Regions from separate parts of the Homo sapiens genome. Here region 2 is linked to region 1. Evidence: chromatin loops called from intact Hi-C (ENCODE). Cell type or tissue: PC-3. All regions are shown on one strand. Each heading gives the region's core, and the rest is flanking DNA. Links, peaks and the distances in the headings are about the cores only. Region 1 has its middle 480 kb from the start of FOXP1-AS1. Region 2 overlaps FOXP1 (forkhead box P1).

Evidence for each region. Hi-C counts contacts between places; a loop is a spot of excess contacts. Peaks named below come from ENCODE experiments on the same cell type or tissue, not always from the same donor. Only the 100,000 strongest peaks of a DNase experiment are listed, where the experiment ranks them.
Region 2: it touches region 1 in a loop (2.2-fold over the local background); 1 of 110 quality-filtered maps calls a loop at or near these places.

What each region holds. Positions count from the first base shown.
Region 1 is chr3:70,799,560-70,811,552 of GRCh38, reverse strand. It overlaps the pseudogene RNU6-281P. Among named protein-coding and RNA genes, the nearest start is that of FOXP1-AS1, 480 kb to the left of the region's middle. In PC-3, for the core only: a CTCF peak has its summit at 5,835 (motif pointing right); a DNase peak (open chromatin) is centred at 8,022; H3K4me3 peaks cover 3,083 bases; H3K27ac peaks cover 3,865 bases.
Region 2 is chr3:70,978,194-70,987,721 of GRCh38, reverse strand. All of the region lies in intron 14 of FOXP1 (forkhead box P1), which reads left to right. Among named protein-coding and RNA genes, the nearest start is that of FOXP1-AS1, 310 kb to the left of the region's middle. RefSeq lists an enhancer at 1,443-2,484. In PC-3, for the core only: no CTCF peak of the experiment used is centred there; a DNase peak (open chromatin) is centred at 4,731; H3K4me3 peaks cover 1,566 bases; H3K27ac peaks cover 2,979 bases.

The sequences.
Region 1 (11,993 bases), core at 1,690-9,689:
AAGATCTAGCAGAAGCTGAAAAAAGCGAGCTCTGATATAAAAATCTAAGACAGTAGGAAAACATGATTCTATTTATGAATGTTTGATTTAATCACAGTTCTTCAGGAATGCAATAACACATTACCTGAGGAATGCCTATGTTGAACTGCCATTGTCTTTGAGTGGCTAGATGAAGTTAACATTTGAACTTGCAAAGTTTGAGTAAAAACAGAAACATAAAGATTTTAATATATGTTACCTACATGAATTTCATGGGAAGTTTGTTGTTTCCACAAAATAATTTGTGAATTACAATTAAGATGGTGAATGAAACATTTGTTGAAATCATAATTCAAAGAGTTTATACCAAGAAGGAAGGAGTGTCCTTTACAAGTAAACACCTATATTAACATAAAAGGCTAAAGACATGTAATGGTAGTTATATTTTATATTCAGAAAACACCAGACCAATTAAGGAACAGAGGTAAGCTGTTGGGTTATATTTTCAGATGCATCTTAAACCACAGATTGTATTTAACAAATTCTTGATGTACTTTTTTTTTTTTTTTAAAGCACCTTAACATTGCTGCTGACCAGGCAGTGGTTGTGACAGAGTTATCACCTGTGCTTGCTCAGGAAAGCTCACTGCAGCAGTGAGTGTCAGCAGTTTGGAAGAAAGTCTTGGAGATAATAATTTAAGGATGCTAATATTCAAATAGTGCAGAACTTAAGAATATATTGAAAAACACAAATATCAACAACTGTGTAAAAAATGAATTTGGATGGGTTAAACTATAAATATGCAGAAATTTTAGGTATTTTAACCATTTATTTTACTTACTTTTTTGTGTTTTCACAAGCGTGAAATATGATACAAATATGTGACAAAGTTTAAAACTGTTATTTTGATAAGTATAGAATAAAAATTCTAGGTGATAAGAAAGCATTACGGTGAAGTTTAAGCAGCCATGTTTTTCTTTCTTAGTGGTAAGTAAAAAAAAATAGTGTGCCTTACAATTTACAGTATCTTAGAGTCAATGAAATATGGGAGTTAGTTGAGATGTCACCTTCTGTCATCTAAGAAGTGAGGTAAAAAGAGAATGAGAGAGACAGATGGTAATAGTGACCAAGAACGATGCTACCTACTGCCCTCTCCTGCCCTGAAAATAGAAGAAAGCAATGATAATAAAAGGTATTCAATGAATTGCTGACTAGTAAAGATAAAAGCATAAAGTTGGTAAGCACTTCTCTATGGCGAGGTATGCCATGATTAAACAAATGATTCAATCAATTTCATAGACGACCTTGGTGTTTAATCTTAGTCCGCCTCTGTCACTGAATCTGAAATCCAATTTAATGTCTGCTTTGTACATCAAAGAGCAAAAATAGGTCCATGCTACATATTTTCTTGAAGGAACAACTTAAATTAAAAGAGAAAAACCTTCCCAAATATTAAGGTTGATGTTGATGCATTAAGTAGGATAACTCTAAATTTGGCACTTCTATAGAGCAAGTTGATCTTTTCTCAGATAAATTATTCTTCAAGAATATCTTCAATGTCAAACCTCAAATGGTGTCTTACAATACTGCCAGTCAGTCATTGTATATGTTCTCTTTCAACTGATTTATCTACCAGGGCCTTTTTGTGCTTGTTGATTGCAAAGTCAATCTTGCATATATTCCGTTTTCCTGATCTGTTTGACAGAATCTTAGCGAAACATTCAAGGAGAAGATCCTGCTTCCATAGTTACATCACTCCTTTTGAGATTCCATTGCAATTCAGCAGCAGATAATACCAATTCCAACTTTATAGTGTAACTTCCATTTTGTGGAAAGCTATTTTCATTTTGGCACATTAACTAGTACAATATGAAAATGAAAAATCCTAAAGTGAATATGAAAATCTGTATACCCTCCAGCTGATTCTTCAAAGTTCATTTTTAAAATGTACTTGTTTTGAGATTCTCTGCTGTAGGAAAACTGTATTTACCAAACCATGTAGCACATTCCTAGACAGACACAATACCACTAAATCAGTCCATTTAATGTTGGCACTTTCCTTACTTGAGAGTTTGGTTTTGAGTACTGTTCTCCCTTCCTTGCTGATAATATAGTTTTTGGAGTATCTAGTAACTGCTGGCAAATTTTAGTCATCTTACCTAACTGGAGCTAAACCAAAATGATGGGTAGCACTAGGAAGGCCACATTTCCCAACCTACCTTGCAACCAGATGGGATCGTACAATGATGTTTTGGCCAATAGAATGTGGACAGAGTGATATAGCCACTTCCAGGTCTCACTCTTCTCTTTCTTCGCTTGTTGGATGATAGATCTCAAGAATCTAGGGAGGATTCTGAGACTTAAGGGAGGTCTGAACAGTAGAAGTAAGGAGACTGGGTCCATGTATGACTCTGTGGAGCAGAGTGACCCCACACTCTCAACCCAAATTTGACTGTGCCAAGGGTGACACATCACCCTCTGTTATGTTAATCTGCTGAAATGCTGGGACTGTGTGTTTCAACAACTAGGGTTACTTAACCTGATTAGTAATGATAGTGTAATAGTTAGAGAAATCCCCAACTATATTCTTTAGGAGTTCCACCAGATATTATATAGTATATAATATAGAAATATGGCCTTTGTAACATATGACAACTTAATTGAAATGTGTCTGGACATTTATTCCCTCATCTCAGAATTTTTTTTTAAATTTTAATATTTTAAATTTTAATTTTCATGAATACATAGTAGTATATATTTGTGGGGTATATGCAATAATTTGATACAGGCAGAGAGTGGGTAATGATCAAATTAGGGTAATTAGAATATCCATCACCTCAAACACTTATTATTTCTTTGTGTTAGGAACATTCCAATTCTACTTCTATAGTTATTTTAAAATATACAATAAATTATTTTTAATTGTACTTGCTCTATTATGTTACTGAACATTAGATGTCATTCCTTCTATCTAACTCAAGTGTAGATCCACTGACTAACCAATCTTCATCCCCACCACCTCCTCAGTACCCTCCCTGGCCTCTCTGGTAATGATCATTCTACTCTCTATTTCCATAAGGTCAACTTTTTTTTAGCTCCTACATTTGAGAACATGTGACAGAAAAATATAGAATGTTCCACAAATTTGCGTGTCATCCTTGTGCAGAGGCCATGCTAATCTCCGTATTGTTCCAATTTTAGTATATGTGCTTTGAACTGAGTACTCTGAAATGTTTTTGAGTGTTATTTTCCAAGCATTGGATAAGTTCGGGGGATACCATAAAAAGCCAAATAGGCGTGGTTATAGTCCACAGAGCTTATAGTCCAGGAAGTAGATGTTGACCAATGGATACACATATAAATGTAAAATTATAACCATGCTCCTTTCTATGACATACAGAATCATGATCCTATCAGACATAAAAATAGAAATATTTGACTTCATTAGGGAGGCATCCATGAGGAAGGATTCCATGCTGAGAGGGGCAGATGTGTGGTTACCACATGAAAGTCAGATGGCAGGAGACAAAATGAAAGAGGGTCAGAGTGGGTGGAGCAGGCAGAGTGAAGGGAAATGGGTCAGGTGAGCCTAGATAAGAGTACAGGTTAGAGGAAGTATTTTACTCTTCACTTAGACACTAAAGAATGACATTTGCCCTTTGCCCTTTGAAAAACACTGCTCTGGCTACATTTTGGGGAATGGATTGGACATGAACATGTACCTATATTTATATGAAGGGAGTATGTGGTAATATGAGACTCACCTGTCAAGATACATGTACCTGGCTGGGTGTGGTGGCTCATGCCTGTAATACCAGTATTTTGAGAGGACAAGATGGGTGGATCACTTGAGTCCAGGAGTTCGAGACCAGCCTAAGTAACATGGTAAAACCTTGTCTCTACAAAAAAAATACAAAAAAATTGGCCAAGCCTGGCGGCATGTACCTGTAGTCCCAGCTACTTGGGAGCCTTAGGTGGGAGAATCACCTGAGCCCAGAAGGCAGAGGTTTCACTGAGCTGAGATTGTGCCACTGCACTCCAGCCTGGGTGACAGAGTGAGACACCGTCTCAAAAAAAAAAAAAAAAAAAAAAAAAGAGAGAGACATAGCTCAGGAAAAAAGGAAATATAAAAACAGTTCAGCAAAGGAAAAGTTTTTGGGATTTGGATGATTGGTGTTTTGGTAAACTTGTTACTTTCACCTTTGTGTCTTTTTTTTTTTTTTTTTTTTTTTTTTTTTTACCATTATAGATCAGTAGTTCAATATGGCAAGTTTGAGACAGGAGACATTGGTCTTAGGCCAGTGTGAACATCCAAAGCAAATGAGATTGCAGTGAACTACGAGGCTGGTGTGAGTGAGATTTTTGTTATCAGTTGCCCTAGCATCCAATCCCCTGTGGAAACCTGCAAGTCACTCATCCACAGCAACCAAGTAAGAGGACTCCCCTCAAAAGACACTGGGATGCTTTGACACTCATTATTTGGAAGATAAGGAGACACCACAGTTTGTCCACAAAATTTATGAAGGACTGTGCCCAAAACACAAAGGAGAAAGACCTGCTTGGCTTCCCTCTCTGATCTACCCAGATTTCTGACAACCATGTCCCTCTGTCTCAGATTGTTTTCCAGTTCCCAAGAGAATGAGATGTTGATATCTTGAATCTTTTATATAGACTTGTTTTCTTTCTCTCTGTATATGAGAACTGCTGCTATGGAGGCTTATGATTCAGTAATCACCTTGAGATATTCCTTTTCCTTCTCGGGGCCCCGACTGTATTTCTCACCCTTGCGATCCAGGCTGCAGAGCCTGACAAACGCACCCTCTCAACCACATCAACACCAGCGCAGGTTCAGACTGGCCTTCTCTCCTCCACACACGAGGGAAAGAGCTGGACGCTCAGCCCTTTGTTACTTTTTATTTTTAGACTCAATTCACCTCTCCAGAAGCAATACATAGAGAGAATGCTGAATAGACTGCCCTGCATTGAGACACTTCTCAAAGATATCTTTTTCCCTTTAAGAAAGAATGACTGATTGCAAGTATTTATTTTCTAAGGTACAATTGTAGACCTTCAAAGTCAGACTGTTAATTTGATGATATTAACTTTTGAGTCACTTGACTAGTCAGTTTAGGAAGCAACAATTCTCTCAAAACTCTTATAATTACATTTGGACAAGTTTGTGCGTAGGACCGCAAGTCCATCAGCTTATTATAACCATAGTGCGTTCACACACCATCTTCATTATCTTGTGCTAAAGAAGAGAGCACACACTCCTCTGTGGGTAATTTTAGATTGGCCACTGACACACTCTGCAGTGTTTATAAAGAAAACAAAACTTGGATGTTGGCCCTTTTAATTATAACTGGCAGAATTGCTACACCCAAAAATCACATAATCTCTTCACCATATTATATCTTTGAAGACATCTGCTTGCAAAGCAGTAACAAGGAACTTGAATTCTAAAAACAAACTTTGTACTAGATTGATTGGTTTGGCGAGCCACGCTTCTGAAGTACTGACGGATTCTGAAAGATATATTCCTGAACTTCAAGAAAAGTTTAAAATATGCTATAATGGAGTTACATCAAATTGTCTTTGGTCTGGACATGCAGATTAGAGACTGAGATCCTATTTCATCGTGAAGGAAGGTCCAACTGGCCCAGTGGCAAATATCATAAATGTCACCAGTCATTCTGCGTTTTTGTTTTGAGTTTCCAAATAAACATCTAGCCAGTGAAATAGCTGGATAGTCCAGTGCACTATTTCACCTGAGAAATGATCATCACATAAGGTTCTATGTTCTAGGTGCTTTATATATAATATTGTGAAGACAACTGAGAGTGCTGAACATTCCACCAGAGGGAGAAAGCTGATCTTTGACATCATCTTTACTATTTATCAAGCATATACCTCTCTTCATGTAGATTTGGGATATGATCTGAGTCCATTTTTTGAGTAATTACATTGTGATCCTAGTCACTTCCCCCGGGGCAGATCATTTCGCAGTTTGCAGAGTTCCTAAACTCATAGTACTGTAGCCTGAAAGATGAAATGGAACAATTAATCGTTATCTATGCTCTGCAGATGAGTAAGAATCTTTCCTTTCGTAGGAGATTCGTGCATGTGTATTTGAATTAACAGTCTAAGAAAAAACCCAATGCAAAAGCCTGAATTTGTTGCCAAAATAAAATTGCCTACATCTTATGTAGTCATGTAACTCATAAGGTTCCACCCTCCTTCCATAACTCTAGCCAAAGAGTCTGTTTTTCCTTCCCTAACACAGTGTTTTCTGGAGCCCAGGACTAGTTTTTAAACACTAAAATGACTTAAGAAGGCTGCTGGAAAAGTGAAAGCAATCTCATTGTACTGTATTAGTTCAACCAAAATGACTAACACATTTCAACATTTAGAATGTCCAATTGAACAAATATTTACTGCTCAGTTAGTAGTTTTAAGAATCTTTGTCCAAAATTACTTATCTTGTGGTAATGCTTTGAATATTGAGTATACATTTTAGATAAAGCAATTTTTCCTTTGATGTTAAAAATTGCCTTTATAAATAGGTACGTTGCCTAAAAATTATAAAATTGCATGTATTATTGGTAAGAGTTGAAAGTTCCCCAAAAGCTTCACAGATGTTGAAATTTGTTGTCATTCTAACGTTAATTTTATTAGTCCAAAGTATTTTTTCCCAAATGTTTTTCTGAGAAGTGCAGAGCAACTGCTGTTACCCCAGAGCACTGAACTATTAACTGTTAATGGCAGGGGAGTTTTCACATTCCAATATTTCAGCTGCATGCTTGGATATAAGTTATTTTGTTCATACATCCCCTTCTTGCAAATACGTAAGGCAGGAAAGTTAATAATTTTTGTGTTTGTTAAAAACTCCTGAATGTCTTCATATATGTAGCACAGACTCCAGAAACATTATTAGAACTAGCAAACCACTAGGATGATAGAAAGTGTGAAATTAAAACAAAAAGGTTTACAGTACTAAGAATGATTTATTTTAATGGAGCTAGTTCAGCGTTTCCATTTTGTGTATTTATGGTGCAGTTATTCAACATGTTTTCTTTTTTGGTAGGTCATGACAGGGAGACTTTGGCTGAAGAAAATCACAACAGACGAGAGATAATGCAAGAGAAAAATAAAACAATTCCATGAGGATGTCATTCTGGAACTTCCTGTTACCAGGGAGTGAGATCAGGATGCTTGGGGCAAGGTACATTTGGGTAAAGCTTTGGATTCTTAGAACTTCCACTGAGCACTGAGGGACAAAAGACTAGCAGGGGCTTCTAATTAGAAGAGTTTTGCAGCATGTGCTAAAGCTTACTTTCTTTAGAGTGCATGGCGTTATGCCCACAGATAGATGTCCCAGTTTCAAGTTGTGGGTGATTTTTATGCAAGTCTGTTTTATAGAATTAGTCTTCCAAGGTGTTTACATGGGCCAGGTAAAATCTTGATCATCAAGGGAAGATAGGTATATATGTACACACTGCAAAATAATTTGTCTCAAAGGTTGCTAACCCACAAAATTCCCCCCCAGGCTCAGAGAATCTAGAAAAGCCTCCGACTTCTACACAGCTCTCTCAAATGTGAAGGAAGGAGGCATGACTGCTCTTTGATTCTCATAGGAAATGTAAAGATGTAATTTCTGCAGTGAGTAATGGTACAAATAAAATTATGTTTATTATTATTTTATTCGTGGCATTTAATTATAGAGGGAGATGGGTAGTCAGATAGCAAAACAGCCATAAACAAGGGAAAGGCCCCTCTGTTTTTAAATGAATGCTCTAAAACAATTGGGAAGAACATTAATAGAACACCCGGCGAAAGACAGACTCGCAAGCTTATGCATTCACTTGGGGTTCATCAAATAATGGACCACTGGCCTATTTTTCAAGCCATTTCTCTGCAGTAACTTGACATTTGATAGGATTACCTTTGGATTTTGGTCTCAGTCTCTGCTATGCCTGAGATTGTCTTCTTTTGATTTAAAGATAATAGAGCCAAACATGCGAAACTGTTCTGTAAAGAGTCAACCTGTGACTCATAACCAAATATCAAAAAAGATTTTGTCTACAGTTTGCTTTCTTACCTCACTGTTATAACTGAAATGATCAAATGACTAGTTTCCATTATAAACACCATATATTTATTTTGTAAAAAAGCTTGACATTCTTCCGAGATGAAATATAATAGTATCATAAACCTCCAAGGCAATTCTGTTCCCCTTAAGACTCACAGCATTTGCTGATTATAATTTTAATTCGAAAGTTTCACCAGAAAAGGTGAATCAATTTTGCTTAAGCATAATGTTGAACAATTAAAAAAAAGCATCTGAGCAGGTCTGACATAGATAAAACCAAATTATGAGGCAGTGGAATTGTAAACAAAACACACTTTAACATTGGCAATGGACTTGACCATTCAAAATACAGTTAATAAGTTTCCAAACATGCAAGTTCTAATTTTAAAATTAAGCCTTCTAATTGCCAATTTCAAAAAAATGTAATGAGTTTAGAGTGGCCTTTTTATTATGCATGGTTTTATGTCTTTGGATTTCAAAATTACCTAGCATGCATTTTCAACTTTGCTACAATTTCCGGGCTGTTTTCATTTCTATTTAAAAAGGCTAAACAGTAAGATGTGCCTCTGCTTTGCATTCTGATTGCATGTAACTGATTTGCACAGCAGAACAAAAAACTCATTTTCAGATTAAGAATCGTGCACCAAGAAATAATTATTGTTCTACTAGAAAAAAATATTTTCCCACTTTCTCCCCTCATTTACGTGAACTGTTTGCCATGTTTCTCCCAGGTTGCTATCTTTTATAGACCACCATGCATTGCTCTTTAGGGACTCAAATAATGCAAATGGAAACAAGGAACATACAACTGTTTTGACTACATTCTTCTGCTTGCAACATAACACTTGCCTTTTATTATTTTATCTTCAACAATCAAGGGGTGACTAAATGGTTGCAGGTGGTGATGAAAATAAAAGCCATCCATCATTATTTATTAGGCATGAAAAAGATACACAATAATGTAATTTAATCTCAGAGCAGACAATTATTTCCACATATTGATAATACAATGTGAAAACTGTCATGAATTCTAATATGATATTTTGGCTTTATTGGTACGCCACAGCCAGCATGACAAATAATGAAATTGTATCAAAAAGAAAAAAAAAGGTAATTATGTGCATATGTCAATATCATGGGTGGAAAACATATCACCACATCTTTAAAGCTTCTTCATTATAACTTGACGAATTCAAAAGTTTGAAGTGGAAAAAGGTGTATTTCCAGTTTTCACTATTTAAGACAAAATCTATTACATTTGCACCACAACCTAGAATCTGAGTAAACACTGATGATGTGTTTTATCATATAAAATTTTTGAGAAACAGACAGTCTGCTAAAATATTTGCGAGAAGTATATATGCACTATAGGCTCAAATTTCTAACATGTTCTTTGGTTCACTTTAGTCTGGTAAAAATTTGCAGATGAAAACTCTGTGATCTCTAGTTTGAGCAGCATACACATGCCTATTAAATGTAGCAAAGAACGTACCTTTTAGCCAAATAAAGCAAATGGTTGAAAATAAACATCTTTGGTAGGAAAAATCCTGACTGATGAAATGTTTGGTTAAAAAAAGTGAAAGCGAATTTTTCATTATGTTAAATGATTTCTATTTCTCTTAGGTTGCTGAACTCCTTTCTTCAAATAGGCTTTGGTAGGAGAAAATAGGACAACAAAGAGACAAACTAGCATTTGATCTGTGTAGATGGGAACCAGAAACGTTTTCTGACTCCTATTTGAATAGATTTTAGTTTCTGTAAAGGAGTTATCATGATTAGAGACTTTCCAACTTAGAAATGAGATCGTTTTTAAAGTACCTTTACTTTATGCGGTATACACACACACACACACACACACACACACACACACACTCATTCTACAGCACATATACGCAGCATGCTCTGTACTTTCTTGGAGACTAATTTATTCAGGGTTCACATATAGATTACAAATATATTATTGGATAAGATAAATGATCTCCTCTTAGAAAAATGCCTTTTAGAATTATTAAGGAAGAAAAATATTTTAGACTTGGCTTTGAGTGGTGGGCAGGACCTGGAAGAAAAAGTATCTCTGAGTGATCACAACACTGTGACCATTCTGGGCTGGGAGAGAACATTTATATATCATGTGGTTACTCAATTTTATAAAAGGAACCTAAGAACAAGTGTAGGCACTGGTTAGGAAAAACAAATGAAAGGAATAATTTAAAAAGTCAATAAGCCACAGGAAATCTGGAGACTGTTTAAAAACACCTTACTGGAAGCCTAGCAAAAGTATGTGCCAGAGATCAAAGGGACACTTGGAAATGTGGCCCAAGTAAGGAAACCAGGGAGATCCGCAAACTATGGCAGGTCAGGTGTGAACAAGAATGCAGGCAAGCCAAAAGAGAATTCAAGAGTACCTTGCAAGTGACTCCAAAGCTAATAAAAATGTTCTTCAAAATATATCCATGGCAGGAAACCAAATAGAGAACTAATGGGCCGATCAAGTGACCCACTCTGGGCAGAAGAGATATTCTTCTTGGAAGACAGAAACTCTTCTGACTTGACTAAAAATGATTCATTTATTCATTTGTTTATTCAGTCCTTCCATATTTTCACACATTCAAACATCTATTCATCCATCTATTCAGTTATCTATTCACTCAACAGCAAAAAAAAAAAAAAAAAATGCAGAATGTGCTACCACAAGCCAGACTTTTGAGTTCAGTACTGGGAATATAATAGAAATATACATCATTCACTTATTCATTATTTTCACTCATTCAATCATCTATTCACTCATCCATCCATTTGATTATCTATTCATTCTACAAAAAAATTACAGAAGGTCTATCATGGAATAGACCCCGCGTTAAACACTGGGAATATATTAATATATAAGACATTCATTCATTCAATTGATATTTGTCTACTATGTCCCAAGCACTGGTTTAATTCTTTGAGATACATCAGTGAACGAAAGATACAATATCGCTGCTTAAATCTAGCTTCCTTTCCAGCAGGGAAGAGCAGTGCAGGTAGGCAACATAAACAATTAACAACTGATCATGAAATCACAATCAACCGTTTAGTATGAAAGTATTATTATGAAGGACAAGTTCAGGTAGCTATGAGTGTCTGATGGAGGCTCTGTCTGATGTAGAGAGTAGCACCCCATTCAAGGACTGGAAGAAACACGAGGGAGGAAGAGAGAAGCCAGAGATCAGTATGGTGAGATGACACAAAGACCACATTCTGTTGGGCTTGAAGGGCTATGTGAAGAATGCTAGATTTTACCTAAAGAACAATGGGAAGACACTGAAGGATTTTAAGCAAGAGTGATCTGCTTCAAAAGTTTGACACTCTTCTGTTCAAAACCCTGTGATGATTCCCTATTTCAAATAGGGTAAAAGCTGAAGTCTTTACAATCACCTCCAGGAACCTCCATGTTATTTTCTCTATAGCTCTCCAACTTAACTTTTTTTCACCCCTATCCACTGCTCATGGTGCTCTAGCTACACTGGTCTCTGTGCCCACTGGCTATTTCCCCCTGAAATCCAAATGGCTAATCCTTATCTTATTCAAGTCCTTTCTCAAATGTCATCTTGTCTATCAGGCATATCCTGAGCACCAGACTTAATACTGTAACTTCCCTACTACATCTACTTTTACCTTGCTTTGCATTTTTTCTCCCCATAGCACTCATTACCTTCTGATTTTCAGCACAATTTATTTATTATGTTTTGCACATTGTCTATACCCTGGCCCTCCTCTACAAGTCATATGTACTCTACATGAGGGAAGCAATTGTTATCCTTTGTTCACACATTTATCCTAATCCACTAAAACAGTGCCTAGGACATAAAACTCAATAATCATTTGCTAAATAAACCAATTAATAAATGCATTGGTCAACAAAATCATATTGGCATTTTAAGAA
Region 2 (9,528 bases), core at 979-8,978, 180 kb before region 1:
GCAAGGTACTGAAATACATTATGAGAGCTCCCTGGAAAAAGAAAATCTTTCTGAATGGTAGGAACGCAGAGAAGACAGCTAAACCATGACAGCAAAGCAAAGAGGCATTTCAGCTCGGGTAAGCTGAGAGACAGTGGTGTGTAGGAAAAAGAGCAGGGAGTAGTAGTCCAGTCTAACTCTTAACAGAGGAAAGACATAGGAAACCTAGTGTTGGAATAGTCAGAGGCTAAATTATGGAGAGGCTCTAATGGTTACTAAGGAGTTTGAAATGAAAATTATTCCTTCACAGTTAGGAGACCAAACACAGTATACTGAAATTACATTTAATTTGTAAGAATCTCCTCTTTCTTGCCTTATTCCCTTTTACTGGACCTTGAAGGGTGTCATCCCAGCACAGGCTGTTAATACCGAAGCAGAAGGATCGTGTCTGAACCTAAAAGTTTGTCTTGGACCTCCTTCCTTGTAATAAATCGATCTCTTTAACGGTCATATTCCTCTTACGTTTCTAAAATTCTCCTAGTAGCTTTAACTGATTATTCAAAATGGAGACAGTGCTTTGCTTCTTGATTTTAAGATTTGTAAAATTTAAAGGTACACTGCCTTTATTTGATTTTGCTTGGAGTCACTGTGTGAAAATTAATTGAGCGTTGACAATCTATAGTTAGTACCAGCGATTTTAATCAATATGCAATGATGCAGCGTAATGGCAAAGTATTGGTTTATCTGTTTTGACTGATTTTTTTCTATAAATAAAGCAAACATACACCCATATATGTATGATTTATGGTGATAGAAATAAAACGGAGTCAGACTATTAACCCAGCAAATATGGTAGCCTGCCAAGATGCAGTTGGCAGGCAAAATTAATGTCTGAAACAGAACACATTACTGAGATAAAGGACATAAAATTATTAAACACTTCGTGCATCCATTTTTACCAGGAAGGAGTCCTTAGTTTCCGTGTATTATTTTACAGTAAATGGCTATAGGACTAGATGTGTAGGCTACCAAAAAGAAAGGAAAAAAAAGAACCAGGTCATTCACTGTTGTGGCATCAGTAGTCAGCTGTGCTATTTCTAGCAACCCCTCCTTCTAGAACCCAGCTAAGCAAAATGGTGAGCCTCTGAGACAACTTGGCTGAAGTCATCTCGAAGAAGCATAGCCAATTGCACAGGGCATTCACTGCCTTGGAACTTTTTGAAAGTCTTCAGATGGCTTTAGTGAAATGGTTTTCCCAGATTGAAGGGTTCAAATCTTTGCACCTAGCAGCAAGCGAGAGAATGAGATTATCTCTGTCTTCCTCCACGGATTAAAAACAGTGATAGGATAATGGTTGGACCCAGCACTGTAGGCCTGGATCTTGGGGCTTCTTGGGAAGAGGAAGGATACAATTAAAGATAAGGAACTACAAAACCCCGTAGGGCGCTTGGCGAGTGACCGGGCTGGGTGTTGGCAGAGAGCACCATGTGTGTAAGCCCCTGTGGGCCACAAAAGGACCATTGGGATTCTTCACGTGGACCAGTGTTAAGCAGCTGGTAAACAGGGAAAAGCATGGGGGGAAGTGAACAGGGATGGAAGGTTTGTCTTGATTAGTATTAAAAAAAAATGTTTTACTTTCTAGAAAATTGTAACTTTGAAGGGGACCTCCTACTAAATTTATTTTTAACTGCTCTATTGAAAATTCTCTACCACTAGTCAACATTATCTCTTAGTAGCTCAGCACAGTATTTCTTTATTAGAAGAAATCGGCACGAATATTTTTGACTGAAAAATTAATAGCTTTTGAATTCATACACAGCAGGTTTTCTTTTGCAAAGAAGTCCAATATCGCTGCACAGCACTTCTATAACCATTTATTTAGAGTCCAAGTCAAACCTTTGACAGCTAGAGCAGCGCTACAAGCCAATATAAAGAACTCCAAGATGTAAACCAACAATAGGCCGTCTGTGTGAGGTTTGCCATTGTCAAATACATAGATTGTTTGGATTAGTTTATGTAAATGTACTGTTGTATTACCCTTTGAAAAAAAAAAAGATCACATTTGTGTATGAAAAGTGGTTCCCTTCACAGGCAGCATTATAAATTCCTTATCCTTTAACTTACATGTAAGAAGTAAAAATTGGTGCCTGACAAGCAGATATTGTGTGACACTCTGTTGTCGGAGTGAACCTGCCTTCTTTTCATTTATTGGAAAATAGAAAATTTTATTAAAGATACCATCTTATAAATCAGGAATTATTAAAATATGTATAGGTGAGGCATTGGGAAATTAATTATAAAAGGTAGACGTGTAATGTTTTGCATAAATTTTCACTTCTTTGCCAAAAAGAAAAAAAAAAGGGCACACACATACAGCAAACCCTTGATGCTTTCAACTTTAAGGGCCCAGAGCTATCTGGTGACTGATTCTCATGTGCAAAATATTCCCTGCAGTCTGTAATTAATTTATTCCGCCCTAAATAATAGAATGCATGGCGTTTGTTTGAATGAGTATCCTTCTAGAATCTTTAATTTGAAACAGGCAGTCACCAGGATTCAAATCTAACCATAGATGGGGACTTTCATGTTACAACCTTGCCAGTAAGTTCATGAAGCTTTTTCTTTTTTCCATTTCTGTGTAGAAGAAACCTCGTGTTTATTTTAAAATTCTTAGTCACTAAGTGATAGAATGCTTTGCTGTAAATGTTGCTTTTCACTAAATGCCATTTGGGTGTTAAGTGTCATTTGCTGTATCCAATCATCCAACCAGTCCTCATTTCATTGCATCAAAGAAACTGCTAAAACGTTCTTAGATTGTTTTTACATCAGCTCATAGACGCATTTTCTGGATCTTATTGTGGGACTCATCAGATTTGGATAGTTAGAGGATACGCTCATCTCGGGAAGGTGCCCAAGTTTTTGGACATGGATCTGAGGAAGAAAGCTTATGGGTGAACTGGGGCAGGAGCTCACGGGCTTCCCATCCCTCAGACTCCTTCGACGGCCTTTCTTCCTGCTTGCTATCACATCTCTTTAAACCTAAGTAAAATCTTCCTTTCAGAACAAAACCAAAGACTCAAGGTGCAGGTTGGTTATGGAAAGGGAATTTCTGCATTTAAAATCAAACTATTCCATCAACAAATATTTCTTGAGCATGTGACATACGTGACAAGTAGTCAGTCACATGAGCAAGGCCCATCCCTGCCATGGAGGTGTTCAGAGTCTGGTAAAAGAAATAACAGATAAACTACATACATACTCACACAGTCTCACTTTCCGTGAATTGCACTACCTGTAAGTAGAACAGCTGACCCAGAATGGTAAAGTCAGGGGAGATTGCTGGGAGAAATGATGTCTAAGCTGAAACCTACAAGATGAGCAGGAAGAAATGGTAAGAGGTCAGCCTTGTGAACCTTTCCTTAGGTTAAGAGTGGGTGCCCAGATCGGTCCCTCTGATTGGTGAGTATCAGTGTAGAGGAAGAAAAGGAATAGCCAACATCAGTTAAGACAAGCTTTTCAAACTTTTAATTTTATAAAGACTGGACCCTGCGTGGACGTATGTAGTATGTGTAAGTTGACCAGAGCAGCCCTAAGCTCTAGCTCTCAGGTACATAGAGCCGAAAAGCAGTTCTTACATTTAGAATGGCCACATTTCTTGTTATTTTAAAAGATTCTATTCTTTTCTATGGAAAGAAAAGCAAAAACAAACAATAGTAAACTGCCCTAATGAAAATGATTGATATTCTTTTGTTCCAGACTCAGTAAACATTCTCAAAGTAAACACCCAAATGTCTTGCTTGGAGGTTAATTTCTCCGTGCTTACTCTGTGGAGAATTTGCCAAGATACTTCATTTGGGGGAGGGAGTGAAAAACTAAGAGGACAAAACAAAAACAAAAAGAAACATGTCTGTGATATGATGACTTTATTAAATTACTACGGATTTCTTAAAAAGACTTTTCACACTCTGTCATTATGTCAGGAAAACACTGTAAATCGTATTTTATAATACTGAGTACATGAGAAGAACGCTTTGCTTTAGGGTATTCCTGCACATCAGAGAACAACTTCTGCTCCTGGAGAAACCACATTCTTTTAGATTTGGTGGGCACGTAATTACAGTGTAGGTGGTATATTCTTCTTGACGAAAATCTTATAAAGCACTTACAGGAACTTGGATATTTGTAATGAAATATAGTATTAGATTTTCATTTTTATACATTTTCTTTTCCTCTAACCATAGCCATTAGGACTGTTTTGAAAGAGTTTTTAGCTCCTATAAAAACAAAGTGCCCCCCCGAAAAGAAAGGGTCTTTTAACTCTTCAAGGATCATTTGGGCTGCCTGGGTCCTTGCTTTAGAGTTGGAGAAATAATATTAAGCAGTCATAAAAAGGGATTCTTAGGCACAATACACAAAAGCTGTTTTATATACTGTTTTTCATTAAGTGCCCCACCCCCACCAACCTTTCAACTAGAATTTTTTTGTTTTTGCTTTTAGTATCCCTGCCAGTACCACCACCTTCTAAGTAAGTCATAACCTTCCACGAGTTCGCTTCTCTAAAACAGGGCCAGGCTGAGATGGTAAAGGAAAGGAAAGGAAAGGCTTGTAACAAAGGCTGCCACCCATTGTCCTGCCCTCCGCACGGCCTGGTAACGTCCCTCCAGCCTCAGAAAGGCCGTCTCTGAACTCAGTGATTCATGCCCAGAAATGACACTGCCATGCAGTTAAAGCAGGACTTGAGCTGGCTCAGGCCAGTAAAACAAGAGCAGAAAAACAAGTTCTGTGAGCCCGAAAGTCCCTACTACGCAGTTGTGTCCCTTGGTGTTTGGGTTTCAGGTTTGTCTTTTGTTCTCAGAATCTGTTTTCATGTGAGGCAAGAGCACAAACAAAAATAAAAATGAGTTCTTATGGGAATACTTACAAGTCTGTTTCTGTCAGGGGTTTACATCAGCAGTTTATTTTTTTAATGTGAGTGACTCATCATCTTTAAACAGGAGGGGAGATTACTGTTAAAAACTAAAGAAAGATTAATTAATTAAAAAAAAAAAGGGACTAAGCAGAATAGTGGGTAGCCAACCAAGTTTGAATAGTTTCGATGGCTAAAAGAAAAGCTGATGCCTGAGAGTACAAATAAATTTAAAAAATAAAACCCTACAGCAATTTTAAATGACATAAGAATTTAACTTTTGGCCAGAGTTTCAAAGAGATTATCTTTGCTGAAATCATCACATGATGGAAACTTGCCATGTAGAAAATATCAGAGTTACTGACTTTTCTAAACATAGCAACTTCTTTTAAATAGAAAAGGAACACAATAAGAAAAATAGGCTTTCCATCAGGAAAAGAAACCCTCCCAGTCCATTCCCTTCCTGCCCCATGCCCCAGAAAAAATTATCTTTTAAAACCTGAACTGCAATCAGAAACACAAAGCACATATGCTTTCATTTCTAATTGATGATTACATTAAGATTTAATAGTTTACAATTAAGATGAATATTTCAAGATTACAGCAAAAACACACACCATTCCCCATTTGCTCTTCTGTTCTAAGTCTGTAATTAATTTTTTTTGGGGGGGCACTCTTTTTTCAAAGAGGCCTTAATTAAGAGAGCAGGTTTGGTTTGAACACAGAGCCTGCTTTGAGTCTTTCTTCTCCATTCTTTCTCTCTCAACCTTCCCTTTCGAAGATGGTTTCTCCTCCAGACAAGCATGTGATCATCAAACAGAAGTTTAAAAGTTAAGAAACTTCTGTACCAGTTGACAAGGTTGACATTTCATTAACTTGTTGGTTCAGCCTTCAAATGATTTTGTGTGGCAAAGCACCCTGTGTTTGGAGTGTACAGCTTTTTCTTCTTCCTTCCCTCACGGGCTAGTCATGTTTAATTTGGAATCTGGGCTCCTTTGGCAAATTAGCAATTAGAACAATTTTGTGGGAATATGTATATGTGTCATTAGTTTTCCTGCAAATTAATAGCAAGGGCAGAGGTCAGGCAGAAATTTTCCACTTGACTGCAGCTCCTCTATTGAGACTTGGCACTTGGTTTTGGAATGGCCACAGCTGCTCTCAGCCACCCTCTTCCTCTAGGAACTGTCTTTTAATTAGTTTACCTCATAGCCATCATTACAAATATTACTGCCTCCCCTCCTCGAAATAAAATTACTGTTTCTACAAAATATTCCAGTGACATCTTGCACCACTGCACATTGATGGTGGGGTCAGTCGAATGCAGCATTTAATCATTAGATCACCTCCATCCGCGTCTCCTAATTAGAGTCCTTACAATACATTTTTATCTGGTAATTAGCTGAGATTGGCTGCTTCCTCTGTGGCTTATTAGAGACAGCCCAGCAGTGGGTGTGAATCACGGTGTCATTTGTCAAGCCTGGTAAGCCCCCTCTCTGCTCTCTTCTGGCTCAGTATTTATTCCCACTTGCTAATGTTCAAAAGCCTCCAGAAAATTCTACCTTCATCTCTTCCTTTGTGGATTGTGCTAACTTGGAGGGATTTTATTTTTCGCTGTTGCTTTTTTTTTTTTTTTTTTTTTTTTTTTGGTAGAAAGAGTCCTAGTGGTGCGATCTTGGTAATAGCTACAAGGCTCACATCCTTTCGGCATTTTGATGACATTTTACTGTGGGATTTGTCTATTCTTCGTAGCTGTGAACACCCAAAAAGATGGGCTTGCACTTGCTGAATGAGTTTTGATTTCTGACAATGAAACTGGAACTCAGTTAACTTGGTGATCTTCCTCCCAAAACTGAAAGGGAGCAGGCATGAAGGACATTTGTGTTTGTAATTTTCATTGCATCTTTCAGAAAGCCACAGTGTTTAGGGAAAAGTTCTTAAACTGAAAAGAGAAGCCGAGAAGTATAGTCAGTCCTCAGAACTGCTTTGTGGTTACTGTGTACCTTTGCCCTTTGACTGACGTATGTGTTTGATGGTAAGCGCTTCAAGGGCAGCAATTAGCTGTTTTCTTCCTGTTTTTGTCATTGTAGGAGTAACTGCCTTATATTTGCTCAGTTACACGTGTTGATTGTCATGCATAAGCAGGGATAAAATGCTCTGCACGGAATCTTTTCCAAAAATGAGCATACAGAAAAATGAAACTGGTTAGTGTTCATTTTTGCTATTAACTAGGCATAAGATGATTATACAAAGGATCTAGAATCATACAAGTGTGTGGTTTGACCTTGGGTCTGGGTTGGGAATATGGGCAAATTATTTAATCTCTCCAAGCCTCAGTTTGCTTATCTGTAAAGTATGAGTAATAACATCTCAGATATTAGTGGTGGTATGAGAATTGAAGGAGACCACACAGTGGCAGGTGGTTTTAAAACATGATTTTTACAAATGTTACCCATGACTTTCCAAAGCGCTCTGAGATTCTTAGGCTTAGCAGCGTCTGAATTATAAAAGCTGTATATTTATGAGCATTAGCCTTTCATGCACTAATTTCCTTGACCCTTTGCTTGGGCTGATGCTTATACATACTGTTCCTGGACTTGGTCAGTGATTAAGGCCCGAGGTGAAGAAGAGGTCAGCCCCAACTCTTCCCCCCTTGGCTTCTCAGCTCTGCCCCATCCTGCGGCTGCTACTCTGAACTGTTCACACTTAGTTTGCAAATGTGTGTCAGAAAGCCAGGTTTCCAACATTATAGAGAAAAACCCGCTCATGGCATCTGCTCAGCTTGCTGGGGCATTTGTAAGGGCAGTGCCATCTCCAGAGCTTGCTCTTCGCAGGCATTGTCTCTTGCTCACCGAGACAACATTCTACGCTGAAAATAAAAAGGAAAGCACAACTCAAAGCTCACAACATTCTGTTTCCAGCGCCATGTTTACATTTTTCCATTAGTATTTCTTCATGATATTTGATCTTTCTTTTCTTCAGGTTCATTGCTTTTTTATGAAACTCTCCTGAAACATATTAGAGAGGATTCTCAGGCCCCCCTCCCTTTTTTTTTTTTTTTAACTAGAGTGTGAGTAAAGGTCGAGTCTTCCCAACATATTGGAACTCTCTTTTAATAAGTTCTTTGATTATGATCTCAGAGGAATCTCATTTTTAATACCTTCCACAAATACTGCCTTGTACTTAAGACTGACTATAGCAATGGTGAATTAGACTTGGTGAAATAGACTTACTATGGTAAGTGATTTGAAATCTGGTTTGAGAAAATATTACCAAGTAAGCCTACTTTGCTGAAGTTTATTGGATTTTAGGGTGGGTCTGTGTATCTGAGACAGCACATAAACAGTAATACATACGCTGAAAACAACCAAATTCTTCAGCATTGCCAGACGTAAAATAATATTTCTGTTGCAACAAATTTTGGGGAAGGGTTATGCCTTTTAGTATTTGTAAGAACAGTACTTTAAGGTGAAGATAAGAAAGATAAATTGAAACAGTGCTCATTAATTTATTTTTTTCTTTTTTTTTTTTTTTTTTTTTTTTTTTTTTTTTTTTTTTTTGAGGTAGAGTCTCACTCTATCACCCAGGCTGGAATGCAGTGGTGATCTCAGCTCACTGCAACCTCTGCCTCCCAGACTCAAGCTATCTTCCCACCTCAGCCTCCTAGGTAGCTGGGACTACAGGCATGTGCCACCACACATGGCTAATTTGTGTGTGTGTGTATGTGTGTGCGTTAATGGAGACAGAGTTTCACCATGTTGTCCAGCCTGGTTTCAAACTCCTGGCCTCAAGAGATCCTCCCACCTCAGCCTCCCAAGGTGCTGGGATTACAGGTGTGAGCCACCATGCCCGGCCTATTTTATTCTCTTCTACTTCAAATAAGTAATATTCATTTCCTAACTTGAAGCAGATTATTTCCCATTTTATAGAACATTCAAAACTTGAAGGAAAAAAATCAAAAACCTCAGTTGCAGATCTCCCGTATTCTGTAAAAGAATGTCACAATAAAAAAAATTAACAGATCCCAAGCCTGTATTTGATAGATTTAATAAAGGTTATTCATAATGCTGTTAAGGATTATTTTCTGCCAACTGATTGATTGATTGATAGAAACAAATGACAGCTGGTGGGGTCAGGCCCATTGTGTTTAATATGAGTAATAAATAGGCCACACATATTTGCAGGAGTTCTCGTCATCCACGAAGCTGCATGAGGGAGCTCAGTAGGCTCTTCCTGGGCTGTCTAGTATGGTAGCTACTAGCCACATGGGGCTCTTTCCATTTACATTTATTAAAGTTTAATTTTAATAAAAATCAAGTAAAAACAGCTCTTTGGTTGTGCTAGCATATTGCAGAAATTCTGCTGGACACTTCTTCAGATCTACACCAGCGTATCCCAACTGGTGTCACCTAAAATACTCAGCTTCACTGGTATTGCTAAGGACTTCTCTCCCTCTTTGAGGTTGACAAGGCCTGATGGGCGATCAAAGCCTATAGGTGAGACATCACAATGAAATAAATGTCTTGACTCAGGGTTTCTCACACTCCCTCAGGTAGGTAACCCCTTTTTGAGCCTGTAAACACCCATGTAGCAGCCTTTGGAAAAGAGACCGCTGCCAGAGATATCTTACACTGCATCCTAAGTGA